Regions from separate parts of the Homo sapiens genome. Here region 2 is linked to region 1. A link is a contact called in ENCODE Hi-C or POLR2A ChIA-PET data. All regions are on one chromosome and are shown on one strand. Each heading gives the region's core, a stretch centred on a gene start or an enhancer-like site at or near the end of the contact. The rest is flanking DNA. Distances are from core to core; before and after follow the strand shown. Region 1 overlaps ATP1B1 (ATPase Na+/K+ transporting subunit beta 1). Region 2 overlaps NME7 (NME/NM23 family member 7).

Evidence for each region. Hi-C counts contacts between places; a loop is a spot of excess contacts on that map. ChIA-PET counts read pairs that join two places held with the same protein, here RNA polymerase II (POLR2A). Pooled maps may share reads with other maps.
Region 2: a pooled map shows a loop between it and region 1 (2.3-fold over the local background). The contact joins two enhancer-like sites. A Hi-C loop is called at or near these places in 1 of 168 maps with a recorded cell type or tissue (PC-3) and 3 of 50 pooled maps. POLR2A ChIA-PET finds 5 or more read pairs at or near these places in 3 of 52 experiments (H1, HEK293 and SK-N-SH).

The regions. Positions count from the first base shown.
Region 1 is chr1:169,108,543-169,115,077 of GRCh38, forward strand. It overlaps ATP1B1 (ATPase Na+/K+ transporting subunit beta 1), which reads left to right. Exons shown (of 6, transcript NM_001677.4): 2 at 2,828-2,956. Among named protein-coding and RNA genes, the nearest start is that of ATP1B1, 5.1 kb to the left of the region's middle. RefSeq lists enhancers at 4,437-5,636, 5,089-5,383, 5,389-6,031 and a silencer at 5,089-5,383. Within about 2 kb of position 1,894, at least 12 of the 41 ENCODE cell types and tissues checked have a DNase peak (open chromatin) inside an H3K27ac peak, as active enhancers do.
Region 2 is chr1:169,283,662-169,289,503 of GRCh38, forward strand. It overlaps NME7 (NME/NM23 family member 7), which reads right to left. Exons shown (of 12, transcript NM_013330.5): 7 at 3,642-3,747. Among named protein-coding and RNA genes, the nearest start is that of NME7, 81 kb to the right of the region's middle. Within about 2 kb of position 4,455, at least 2 of the 41 ENCODE cell types and tissues checked have a DNase peak (open chromatin) inside an H3K27ac peak, as active enhancers do.

The sequences.
Region 1 (6,535 bases), core at 644-3,143:
TTGTGAAATTTGCCTTCTTGTCTTTTTCCCCTTAGTATAATATGCATCTTTGCTCATTCCAGTTTCATGCTTCTCAGAATAATACTTGCTTTAGAGGGTAAGGCAGTATGGACTGACTCATTTTTAAGCCGACATTTAATGGGCAGCACCTCCATGAGAGAGAGAAAGAGAGACCGTGTGTGTCAATTTTTATGTCTTGATATCCTATCCAGCAAGCTATCAGTATGCTGATTTGTGAATGTAGACCCAGGACTGCTGTACTTGCCTCCTCTTCCCTTCCATGTTCCACGGTACAGGTGCTGGGCTAAAAATCCCCTTTTTGTTTTGTGCTAATATGTCTGCCCCTTTCTGGCAGTGTAAAAACTGTCAGAGCCTCTCTTAGGTAGAAAAGGCGGCAGCAATTACCGTCTCCTACGGAGAAAATGCCCCTTTTCCAGCACTGGGCCCAACATGGATGCCCTTGGGGCGAGGGCAGGATGCCCTTGGCTCGATTTTGCTTATAGGTAGATTTTCACCAAGATGGACGCAGGAGACTCGCCTGTCACCTGCTGGAGAAATCACAGCATGCAAATCACTTTGTGCCTTCTGCCTTTTTATTAGGTTAATACAGACATTGGTAGGTTTTATATTTACAGCTAGGCCTGGATGCCTGCCTGTGACCTTTTGAAGGGTACACACTGTTTGTTTGTTCATTTGTTTGTTTTTCCAAAAAAACCTCTGTATTACTTTTTTTTAAAAGAAGAAAAATTGCGTGAAAGGGAGATGCCTCTGAAGCCTCTCAGCTCCCCTCACAGTGCCACCCCAGATAGTTGGTGTGACTTATCTAGCCTTTTTTTTGGCTAGTGGGGAGCCCCTGGTGGCCTGTGTCTGAGTGAGCCACTGCATAGGCCCCTCTAGTCCTGAGTGCTCCACTCTCTCCCAGTGACCTCACGGCAGTAACTAGGGAGATTTTATCAACTAACATCTCAGAGCAAAAAGGGAAAATTCCTCACTTTTCTTAGGATATCGTGTGGGCAGAATAGAAAGGCTGTCTGTTTCTGAGCTTAATCGGCGTACTTGCAAAATGACTTGTTTTTCCGTTGCTCTTATTTGTATTTTAAACTGTAGCCTCAATTATGTACCCTCTTATGTTGTTAGAATTAGGCATCTGGAGTCCAGGGAATGAGTATAGAGATGTTTCAGTTGTTCGAAGGGGCACATGTAGGTAAGGTAAGAGCACCAAGATGAGGTGGGGGTGGGGGGCAGCAAGAGGAAACTTGAATCAGGGCTACGATAGCTGCCTTGCTGACTGTTACACCAACTCTTGCACCTCTTAGGAGCATTCACTGGAAAAATTTTCCAGATCTCTTGACGTCACAGCGTTGCCATTTGCCTACTGCTGCTTGGATACAGAATGCAGCACTTAACCCTTGTCCTGCGGGGAGGGAGTGATTGAGTTGGGTGCTGTAGTTCTGGATTACACAACCTTTTCTTTCTTCCTTATCTTTACTTCTGTCTTTGCTTTTTTCCTTGTTATTTGCTTTTGATAGAGGAGAAAAAGGATTATGATTAAGCATTTTGCTGTGGTTTTGTGTGTTTTGCTTGTTTTAACAGCTCTGTAGCCTGATTTCCTTTAACTGTTTAGTGCCTGATAGGAAAGTTGGGCTTTTAAATGTATGGACAGGGCAACAAGGCTAATTCCTGCAGTTGTGTACCCACTCCCTCCCTGGCCCCCTCCTACCACATATACTTCTTTTCAATAATACTGTTTTTCAGTGGCTTTTCTCCAAGTACCCTGGCATTTTTAATGCATGAGATCTGGACCTTTTTAGCAGTAACCTAAGGCTCCTTTGTGCAGTCGTGCTTCTGACTCGATAACCTTACAGTTCACTTGTTCCCTGTTTTGCATTCACATTGAGTCGTTTGGCTGGCACAGGACTGCCAGGCAATGCCTAGTACAGCCTGTTACTATGCAGCTAATCAGGGAGATAATCCTTGTAAACCAGTAACTGATAGCCACCCTCATTCCCATCTATGTGTTGAGTCTTTTTTTTTTTTTTTTTTTGCTTTTGCAGCTATTTCAGCCTCCATCCTGTTGTCTTGTTAACTATGGGAAAAAGAAAATGCAGCCCAGCAAGTCAGTCATTATTCTTGTTCCAGTTCCAGAAGATGGAATTAAAATGTGCTGGTCATTTTCACTATAGAATTTTCTTTTTTTCCCCTTGTCTTGTCCTCCGAGGGGAAAGAGTGTGCTTTGTTGATAATACAAACCAAAGGGAGAGTGATAGTAAAAAAAACAGGAGGATATCATCACTGGGTTTCTCAGGATTCATTGCTCTGCCATAGCAAAATAACCCTCAGGCATCTGAGCATTTGGAGAAACAGCAGAGCTTGGATTGTAGTATTTAAATGTCAAGGGATATGCAAGCAAAGAAAACATAGGTCTCTAAGGGAGTATACTGTCATATTTTAAATTCATTGCATAAGCATCCAAACATAGCTCTAGATTTTATTGGTGATCTTCATGATTTTTTTTATAATTTTGAGAATAAAAAATATGGATACTTTTTTTAAAATTTAGGGAATAAAAAAATATAAGGATCCTAGTTCTAGCTGAACATTCCTCCTACCCTTAACCACCTCCCATACACACTGCAAGTGGAGGGCTGCCCAGCTTCTCGATTTTCACCCTGTGTCAGTGGGGTGAGGTGCACTCTTGACGTTGGACAAGGAAGAAATCATGGGACCGGGGGAACCAGGAAGGAAGCTTGTTCATCCGTGGGAAGATTAAACTTTCATTCTGAGCATATGACTGCATCACAGCTTTTTGTTTCTGTTCTTCTTGCAGTTAAGATCCTTCTATTCTACGTAATATTTTATGGCTGCCTGGCTGGCATCTTCATCGGAACCATCCAAGTGATGCTGCTCACCATCAGTGAATTTAAGCCCACATATCAGGACCGAGTGGCCCCGCCAGGTAAAATCCACATGAATAGCTTCATTTCCTTCAGAGATAGCATGGGTGTCACTTTTTCTATTGAGAAAAAATTCTTTGGAAAATTACTCTATAATGTAGTCTTAAAGCAACCATGAAAAGGGAAAAGAGAAACTTCTCTCGGCTGCAGCCAGATGTCCTACCCGCATTGCAGGCAGAGCTCCCACGGGTTGCAGACATCTTATTTGCCCAGTTCTAGAGTGAGGGTGAAGCGTCCTGGTTCTTGGCCAGCCTGCTACCCACCAGCTATGTGACTGTGAACAGATTGAGTTCTGATGGGGGCCTCTGTCTTCTCATTTTTCATATTCTAGGGTTTGGTTAGTGGGATCCTTTCCAGACCTTTTCAACTCTAACAGACATTTTTTTACTTCTTGAGGGGGGCTATGACTCAGGTAAATTCTTTTAAAAAAGTCACTTGGGCTCCTGTTTTAAAAGGTGAACTTATTTTTAGAGATGATAAGAAGCTGTGGAATGGGCAGCTACTCACAGGGAGAGGAGCCATGACTTTAGGGGTCTATTGTCCCACCTGCTGTTAATTTGCAGTTTGAGCTTGAACAAAGTCACTCTTACTTCTCAATATTTATACCCATTGATTTAATAAGCATCTCATTTGCCAGCTTTCTGGTCCCACTTTGTAGTTTAATTAACTGTCTCTTTTAGCTCTTAAAAACTTGGGTGAACAAAAAGATTATCATAAGAAATGCAAACTGCCACACGAGTCCCTGCTGTGACTTGGGTGCCATCAGTGTAGAGCTATGTGTGTCCACACCAGTCGTGAAAGGCCCATGGCCATCATGCCTGATGCTGATAGGACAAGGCAGTGGAATAGCCACAAACGTGAATTTACCATCTGGCTGTTGTAAAAATCATTGTCTGGAGGACCTAGAGAGAAAGTGTTGCATAACTTCCGGGCTCTCACTTACGAATGACCTTGAAGCTGCTGCTGAGGGATGGCAATGACTTGTCCCTTCTCTGCTTTCCCTTGGCAAAGGTTTAGTAACAGCTGTATTTAGGTGACAATCTTCAGATGATCTACGTGGCCCTGAGCAGCCTAGATCAAGGGCTACTGCCTGCCACAGGCTTTTCCTGCGTACCTCCTTGAATGTGGGAAGGATTCACAGAGGAAGATCTTCAAAATACGGAGGTGGCAAGCATTGTTGTGTAGCCCTAAGTCAAATAGTTCTCCACTGTAAGAAAAACTCAAAATATTTCCAGATAAATTTAGAGCTGAGGGATTGGGGAAGTGGAAAAAAAAAATCACGTAAGTAAATAACATAACTTAAACCTGCTTAATAATCCAGTTTCCAGCAACTGTTTTCCACAAGAGGTGGGTCTGTGGAAAGGTTGAAGCAAGAATTCTGGAGTATGCAGAGAAGCTGAAACATGTTTTACGTTGGGTATGGTGATAGGGAAGCATTGTGTCTTTTCATGTCCTCTTCTGCTAGAACTTTGTGGTACCATTAGTTGTAATTTTAATTGGTGCGGATATTTTGTTTTTGTTCTTTGTTATGCCATTTAAAAGTTATTCTTCCATCATGATGTGATTTTATAATTCTTTTTTTTTTTTGAGACAGAGTTTTGCTCTGTCACCTAGGCTGGAGTGCAGTGGCGCAATCTCAGCTCACTGCAGTCTCCGCCTCTCAGGTTCAAGCGATTCTCCTGTCTCAGCCTCCCAAATAGCTGGGATTATAGGCATGCACCACCATGCCTGGCTAATTTTTGTATTTTTAGTAGAGACAAGGTTTCACCATGTTGGCCAGGCTGGTCTCGAACTCCTGGCCTCAGGTGATCCACCCACTTCGGCCTCCCAAAGTGCTGGGAGGTGTGAGCATGAGCTACCATGCCTGGCCTGCTGCTGTTTTATAATTCTTATACTCAAAGCCAAATACGACTACAAAGTCAAATATTTTCTTCAGGAAATTTCCTAGATTAAAAAAAAAAATGGTCCTTGACTATATAAACTTTGAGGAGTCAGCCTTTAATGAAACTAAAAATTCTCTTTGTGCCCTTTGCAGAAAGGAAAATTTAACTTTGGAAAAGAAATAGCCAAAGGGCCCAACCTTGTAAGTAAGGACTTGGAAATGACCTTGCCTGTAAATCAACTGGCTGAAGTGCTCAGTCCTTTCCAACACCCTCTCACGGTGCCTCCCTTCCCTTCCTTCCATCCCCTTCCTAAAAGACATGTTCTTAGTACCTATATTTAGTGTGCTCACAGCAGTTGGACTGACCTGACAAACCCTGACTTCTCCAAAGGAATGCTGGTGGCTCATCTTGGAAAAATGCATTCCTGTCCTGTGGTCTGAGTCACAGGAAAAGTCCTCAGTCCTCCATCTTCCTTGTTCTTTGGCCTGGTAATTTCTGTCTCTTCTTTTCCTCATCCCTTCCCCCATCACCTTTCAGGAGAGTCTAGGCCAGGCCCCTCCTCTTCACCTGCCTTACCCTGTGGGGTTTTTCGGGGGCCTTTACCAAGGGACATGACATTCATATGAAAATGACAGTAACCTTGATCAGGCCAGGCCAGCAGAGTGCCGAACCTTGATCAGGCCAGGCCAGCAGAGTGCCGGCTGCCACAAAGTGCAGCTCTTGGGCCACCCCTTATGGCCCTGTGTTGCCTGAGGACCCTCCTTGGCATTTTTCAATGCCAAGGACCCTCCTTGGCATTTTTCAGAGTACGTGTTAGAAGTTTGTATTTTGCATAGGAAATAACTCCTTAAGTATGCAGACAAACAGTGTGTTTAAGAATACCCTGACAATTTTTTGGCTTCACATTAGTATCTTTAAAGCCTCCATTTTCATGTTTAGTTAAAGAGGGAAAATTGTAAATTTGAGTTAGATACACCTAGTGGGTGTGAAAGTTTGCATATGATTTAAAGATATAAAGACTTACTAATAATATTATCAGCTGAATTTGAGGCATGAATGCAAATCCAGCCTGACTGGGTATTGACTGCCCTTTGTACACCGGAATACCTTGTAGTTGGATCTCTTCTCAATAACGTGTGAATGTGGCCATATCAAGCAGTGGCAATTGTGCAGTGAGTGTATTTGGGCCTGTATGGCGATAATATTGGATAAACTGAGAGGCCAAACATGAAATCTGAGAGGAGAGACTAAACTACAGAATGGAAGTGAAATGTAAGAAAAAATGGTGAATGTGTACAGCTTCTTGGCCCTGAACAATGGTGGCCGTTTAATGCACATGATATTCCTTACAAAGTCGTGTTGCAGCCGGTGTGGTAGCTCATGCCTGTAATCCCAGCACTTTGAGAGACTGAGGCAGGAGGATCCTTTGAAGGCAGGGGTTCAAGACCAGCCTGGGCAACATAGCAAGACCCCATATCCACACACACACAAAAAATTTTTTTAAGTCTCCTGTTAAAAAAAAAGGGGTGGGGCCAGGAGTGGTGACTCACGTCTGTAATCCCAGCACTTCCGAGGCAGGCGGATCATGAGGTCAGGAGATCGAGACCATTCTGGCTAACACAGTGAAACTCCGTCTCTACTAAAAAATACAAAAAATTAGCCTGTCGTAGTGGCGGGCACCTGTAGTCCCAGCTACTC
Region 2 (5,842 bases), core at 3,205-5,704, 180 kb after region 1:
ATTTGCTTGTCTGTAAAGGATTTTATTTCTCCTTCACTTATGAAGCTTAGTTTGGCTGGATATGAAATTCTGGGTTGAAAATTCTTTTCTTTAAGAATGTTGAATATTGGCCCCCACTCTCTTCTGGCTTGTAGGGTTTCTGCAAAGATATCTGCTGTTAGTCTGAATGGGCTTCTCTTTGTGGGTAACCCAACCTTTCTCTCTGGCTGCCCTTAACATTTTTTTGTTCATTTCAACCTTGGTGAATCTAATGATTATGTGTCTTGGGGTTGCTCTTCTCGAGGAGCATCTTTGTGGTGTTCTCTGTATTTCCTGAATTTGAATGTTGGTCTGTTTTGCTAGTTTGGGGAAGTTCTCCTGGATAATATCCTGAAGAGTGTTTTCCGACTTGGTCCCATTCTCCCCGTCACTTTCAGGTACACCAATCAAACGCAGATTTGTCTTTTCACATAATCCCATATTTCTTGGAGGCTTTGTTCATTTCTTTTTATTCTTTTTTCTCTAATCTGGTCTTCTCTTTTTATTTCATTAAGTTGATCTTCAGTCACTGACATCCTTTCTTCTACTTGATTGATTTGACTATTGATAGTTGTGTATTCTTCACAAAGTTCTTGTGCTATGCTTTTCAGCTCCATCAGGTCATTCATGTTCTTCTCTGCATTGGTTATTCTAGTTAGCAATTTGACTTCAGCTTTTTTTCATGTGTTTGTTGGGTGCATGAATGTCTTCTTTTGAGAAGGGTCTGTCCATGTCCTTTGACCACTTTTTAATGAGGTTGTTTTTTCTTGTAAATTTAAGTCCCTTGTAGATTCCAGATATTAAACCTTTGTGAAATGGATAGATTGCAAAAATTTTCTCTCATTCTGTAGGTTGTCTGTTCACTCTGATGATAGTTCATTTTGCTGTACAGAAGCTCTTTAGTTTAATTAGATCCAATCTGGCAATTTTTGTTTTTGTTGTAATTGCTTTTCACATTTTGTTCACAAAATTGTTGCCCATGCCTATGTCCTGAATGCTATTGACTAGATTTTCTACTAGGGTTTTTATAGTTTTGGGTTTTACATTTAAGTCTTTAATTCATCTTAAGTTAATTTTTGTATACGGTATAAGGAAGGGGTCCCGTGTCAATTTTCTCCATGTGGCTATCAGTTCTCCCAGCTATATGTGCAATTATTAAGGTATACAACTAGTATTTATTCTAGTACCACTTTATTTTATTTCACTCTCCTTGCAACATATTTTTCCTTGAAAAGGATTAGATCAGGTAAATTGAATAAAACATTTTAGGGTGTCAAGGATAAGCTTTTTAAAAAGTTGATGCCTATAAACAAGAACTTTTTCAAAATGTGAGTGTACTATGTGTGTTTATGTATATATGTATATGTACACAAATATACACGGGTGTATGTATGTGCATGTGTGTGTGTACAGGTTGAATATTCCTTACAGAAATGCTTGTGACAAGCAGTGTTTTGGATTTCAATTTTTTTTTTGATTTTGAAATATCTGTAGATACGTATTTGTGGAGCATACCCAATTCAAAAATCCAATAAACATAAACCAGTGGTTGAAAATGCTACAACGACCATTTCCTTTGAGCTTCATGTCTGTGCTCAAAAAGTTTTGGAGTTTGGAGTAATTTGGGTTTCAGATTTTTGGATTAGGGATACCACACCTGTGTAGACACTCACATACACATACACAATCTCTCCAGCTAAGAAAAATGAGTGAAACATAAAATCCCAGGTTTTTTTCCATAAATTTTCAACACCAGCCATTTCAAATATTACTATCACTTCCTATGGAATTGTTACTAATCATGTGCCATGTGACTTTTTTGTGGCTATTGCTATTAGGGCAATAGAGTATAGAGGGAACAGAATGGAGATTAAAAACAAACAAACAAACAAACAGGGTTTGCATCCTCAATTTCCATTCCAAATTAGGAGAAACAACTTAATCTCATGGAACCTTAGCTTGCCTATCTGGAAAAGAGCAACAAATTTACCTACTTGACATACTTGCTGTGAAGATTAAAAATAATGTATAAGGAACCAGTCTGCCACCTGGCACATAATGGTATATTCTCCATAAGTGTTTGTTATCCATGCTGCATGTTAGTTACTTATAATCATGGTCCTAAGGATTTACAATATACTAAAATACTTCCTAAAAAATTAAAGAAGTATTAATTATGCAGCAAGATCTTTAAGGCTCATATCCTTCCAACAAGTAATTCTATTTCTAGGAAACTAGCCAGAGGAAAAGATTAGAGATATCATCAAATATTTACGTATAAAGATATTCTTCAAAGTTTTAATTTTAATATCAAAACACTGAAAACAACCTAAGTATCCAAATACCATACTACATCTATACAATTGCTGTTAAATATTAAAGAATCTATTAAAATATTAATGAGGACTTAACAGCAGCCAGAAATGCTCACAAAAATTATATTTAAACAACAGCCTATAGACCTACATCTCAACCATTACATTCATGTGTAGCAGTGTACACACATGCACATACAAATGCAGAAAAAAATGATTTGGAGGAAATGCATCAAAACATTAACAATGACTATCTTCAGGTGATGGGAATTCAGTATTTTTTTACTTCATTTTTAATGGTTTTTTATTTCCAATTTTCTACTATATACATGGATTACTTGGATACTTAGGAGACATAAAATTTTAAAATCCAATCACTTCTGTATATTATTTAGTATATTCTAGTTTTTTAAGGGTGATCTTTTTAACCATACCCCATCTTACTTCCAAAAAGATTTGAGATACCTAACAAAAATATATATACCAGACTAAAATAAATAAAATAAAGAAATTGAGACAAAAATAAGAAAAGAACTTGCAAACTCTTTCTCTTTATATATGTATATATATGCAAACATGTATATACATACATATGTCAAAGAACTGTTTCAGATACAAAGAACTGAAGGAAATTTCTCCAGCCTTCTCAGAAAGGGTATACTAGAGGTATGGCAGACATTGTTTTAATTTGTACAACAGGAGTGCTATTGGCTGGGCACAGTGGCTCATGCCTATAATCCCAGCACTTTGGGAGGCCGAGGTGGGTAGATCATCTGAGGTCAGGAGTTTGAGACCAGCCTGACCAATATGGTGAAACCCTGTCTCTACTAAAAATACAAAAATTAGCTGGGCATGGTGGCATGTGCCTGTAGTCCCAGCTACTCGGGAGGCTGAGGTTGCAGTAACTCGAGATCATGCCACTGCACTCCAGCTTGGACAACAGAACTAGACTCTGTCTCAAAAAAAAAAAAAAAAAGTGCTATTGAAGTAAATTAAGTGAATCACAATTTGTGATTAGAAAGAGAGAAGGCAGACTAAAAGTCAATTAGCCAAGATCTGTAACAGTATGACTGAGCCTGAGCATGATCAGCAACTCAAAGAACACCTCCTAAAAATCCACAAAGAAAAGACAAATAGAGATTTAGACAGATTTTCCCTTATATTTTGTCACCTTTACTCAAGTGCCTTCAAAGAAAAAAAATGGAAATACTAAAAGTATACTTTATTTTCTATACATAAAGTACATCAAGAAAATAAACATTGCTCTCCTATTAACAAAATGTACTGAATATAGTGTATTCAACATACCTTCACTGACAGCATGGGGTTTAACAATGCAACAGGTACAATTAGTAAATTTAGCAGTGTTTGCCGGCCCACAACCTCCACTTGAAGGAAAAAACAACTCCATTTCCTAAAGACAGAGAGAAATGATTTTGACAAATGTGATCTCTTATCTTGAACTTACAAGATATTTCTGTGGGGGAGGAGAATCATGCAATTACTTTTAGAGTTTCATCATATAAATTTTTTGTTTCAGATTTTCTAAAAATGAGTTTTACAAAGACACACTGATTAAATTAACCCTGTTTCAAGACTTAGAACCAGAAGAGCATATAAAGAAGTATCAATCAAAGCAATGAGAATATGTGTCATTTTGTTCCAGGAATATAGTGGACAAAGATTTAATAAATTTTGAATATTGGAAATACCAATATAAAGTTCTTATTCTCCCCAAAGCATTAGTTAATTAGACACAAATTTAATTTTAAATTTTTCATTAAAATATGTAAAATAAAATTTAAAACTAGGAAATTTTATAGGAACAGAGATTAATATCAGGAATCTGAGAACTACAGCTACTTAAAACTAACTATAGGCCTAGTATAAAATAAAATCAAATGAACCATGTTTTATAAACAGATTCAGGCTGTGTTATTCACTTTGCATGTGGTTCACTAAAATGACAACACAACAATTTGAACTAGCCACAAAGATGTTCACACTAATCAGTTCTTTTAATTATTTAGATGCTTTCCTGTCTCTAAGCTTTCACTGCTATTATTTCTACTATTTCCTATAAAACCCTCTGACTCAAGCTCCAAAGAATCTTACCAATGTGTAAAGAGCCACCTCAAATACCACTTTCCACTAGGAGGCATTTCCTGATGCCTCCTTCCGGCAACCTTTGTTCCCCCAAAGTTATGGTTATTTGGGTACTTATCTTCCATCAAATCATAAATTTGAAAAAGAGGGAACTAAGTTGTATAGCTCTGTAGGACCCCTAGCACCTAAAACAATGTCTGGCTCAATGCAAATAGCCCTTGGTATACACAAGGGATTGGTACTCAAATCCCTGTGTGTACTCAAATCCATGCATGCTCAAGTCCTGCAGTCAGCCCTGTGGAACCTGCTTATAGGAAAAGTCAAATCTCTGTAGATGTGAGTTTCACCTCTTGCAAATACTGCATTTTCAATCCTTCTGTTGAAAAAAATCCACATATAAGTAGACTCGTGCAGTTCAAACCTGTGTTGTTTATGGATCAACTGTATTTATTTTTCATTAAATTTAAAATGAAAAGATTATAGAATGTGTTAATGTGCCACACTGATGAGCATTTTTTTAAACACAAGGATGATGAGGAATTATTCAAATAGTAGTGTATACACCTGAGCATTTCCAGTGGTAAGACACTAGAATAAAAAGTGTTCTATTCCTAAGATACCAACTGCCTTTCTATCATATTGCTGCCATTATTTATTATTCTTTTTAATCAATAACAACAGCAACTACCCCTTTTAGTCCTATACCAGATGCTTTGATTGCATGGTCCGAGAGAACCTTTATGGTACAGATGAAAATTCAAATACCTACAGGGACCTGGCAGATGATCAATGAAGGAATGAAGTAGAAGTGGTGTGACAAGAGAATATGATAGAGTAGCAAACTAGAAAGGGCATGCTCTTTCGAGAGTTCCCATTGGTCTGTTCCCTTCACAACAAAATTCAAAAGAAATGTCTTTCTTTTCCATTTCCATTTTTACTTCCTCTCCTACAGTCTCTTTTAAATCCACAACCAATTAGGTTTTCATTCCACCAAAGCTGCTCATTAAAATCCCTTACTACCTCCATGTTGCTAAGTCCACTGGTTAATTATTCTCAGCCCTCACCTTACCTGACCAACAGTATTTGACACAGTTTGTCACATCCTACACTCTGGAATGCTTTCATTACTTGCCTTTCTTCCTACCTCACTGGCTACTCCCTCTCAGTCTCCTTCGATGGTTTTCTCCTATCTAGCTGACCTCTATGTGTTGGAGAGCACCAGGGCTTAGTCCATCTTTATTACTTGTTCACTAGCAGTTTCTCAATGAATATTTGGGAATGACTGAAATTCAGCACCTAATAAATTCTGCATGTGCTAAACAAAATAAATATATCCACAGTGTACAAATGAGAAAAATGAGACTCAGAAAGCTTAAGTAACAAGCCCTTACAAGTTAGCAAGT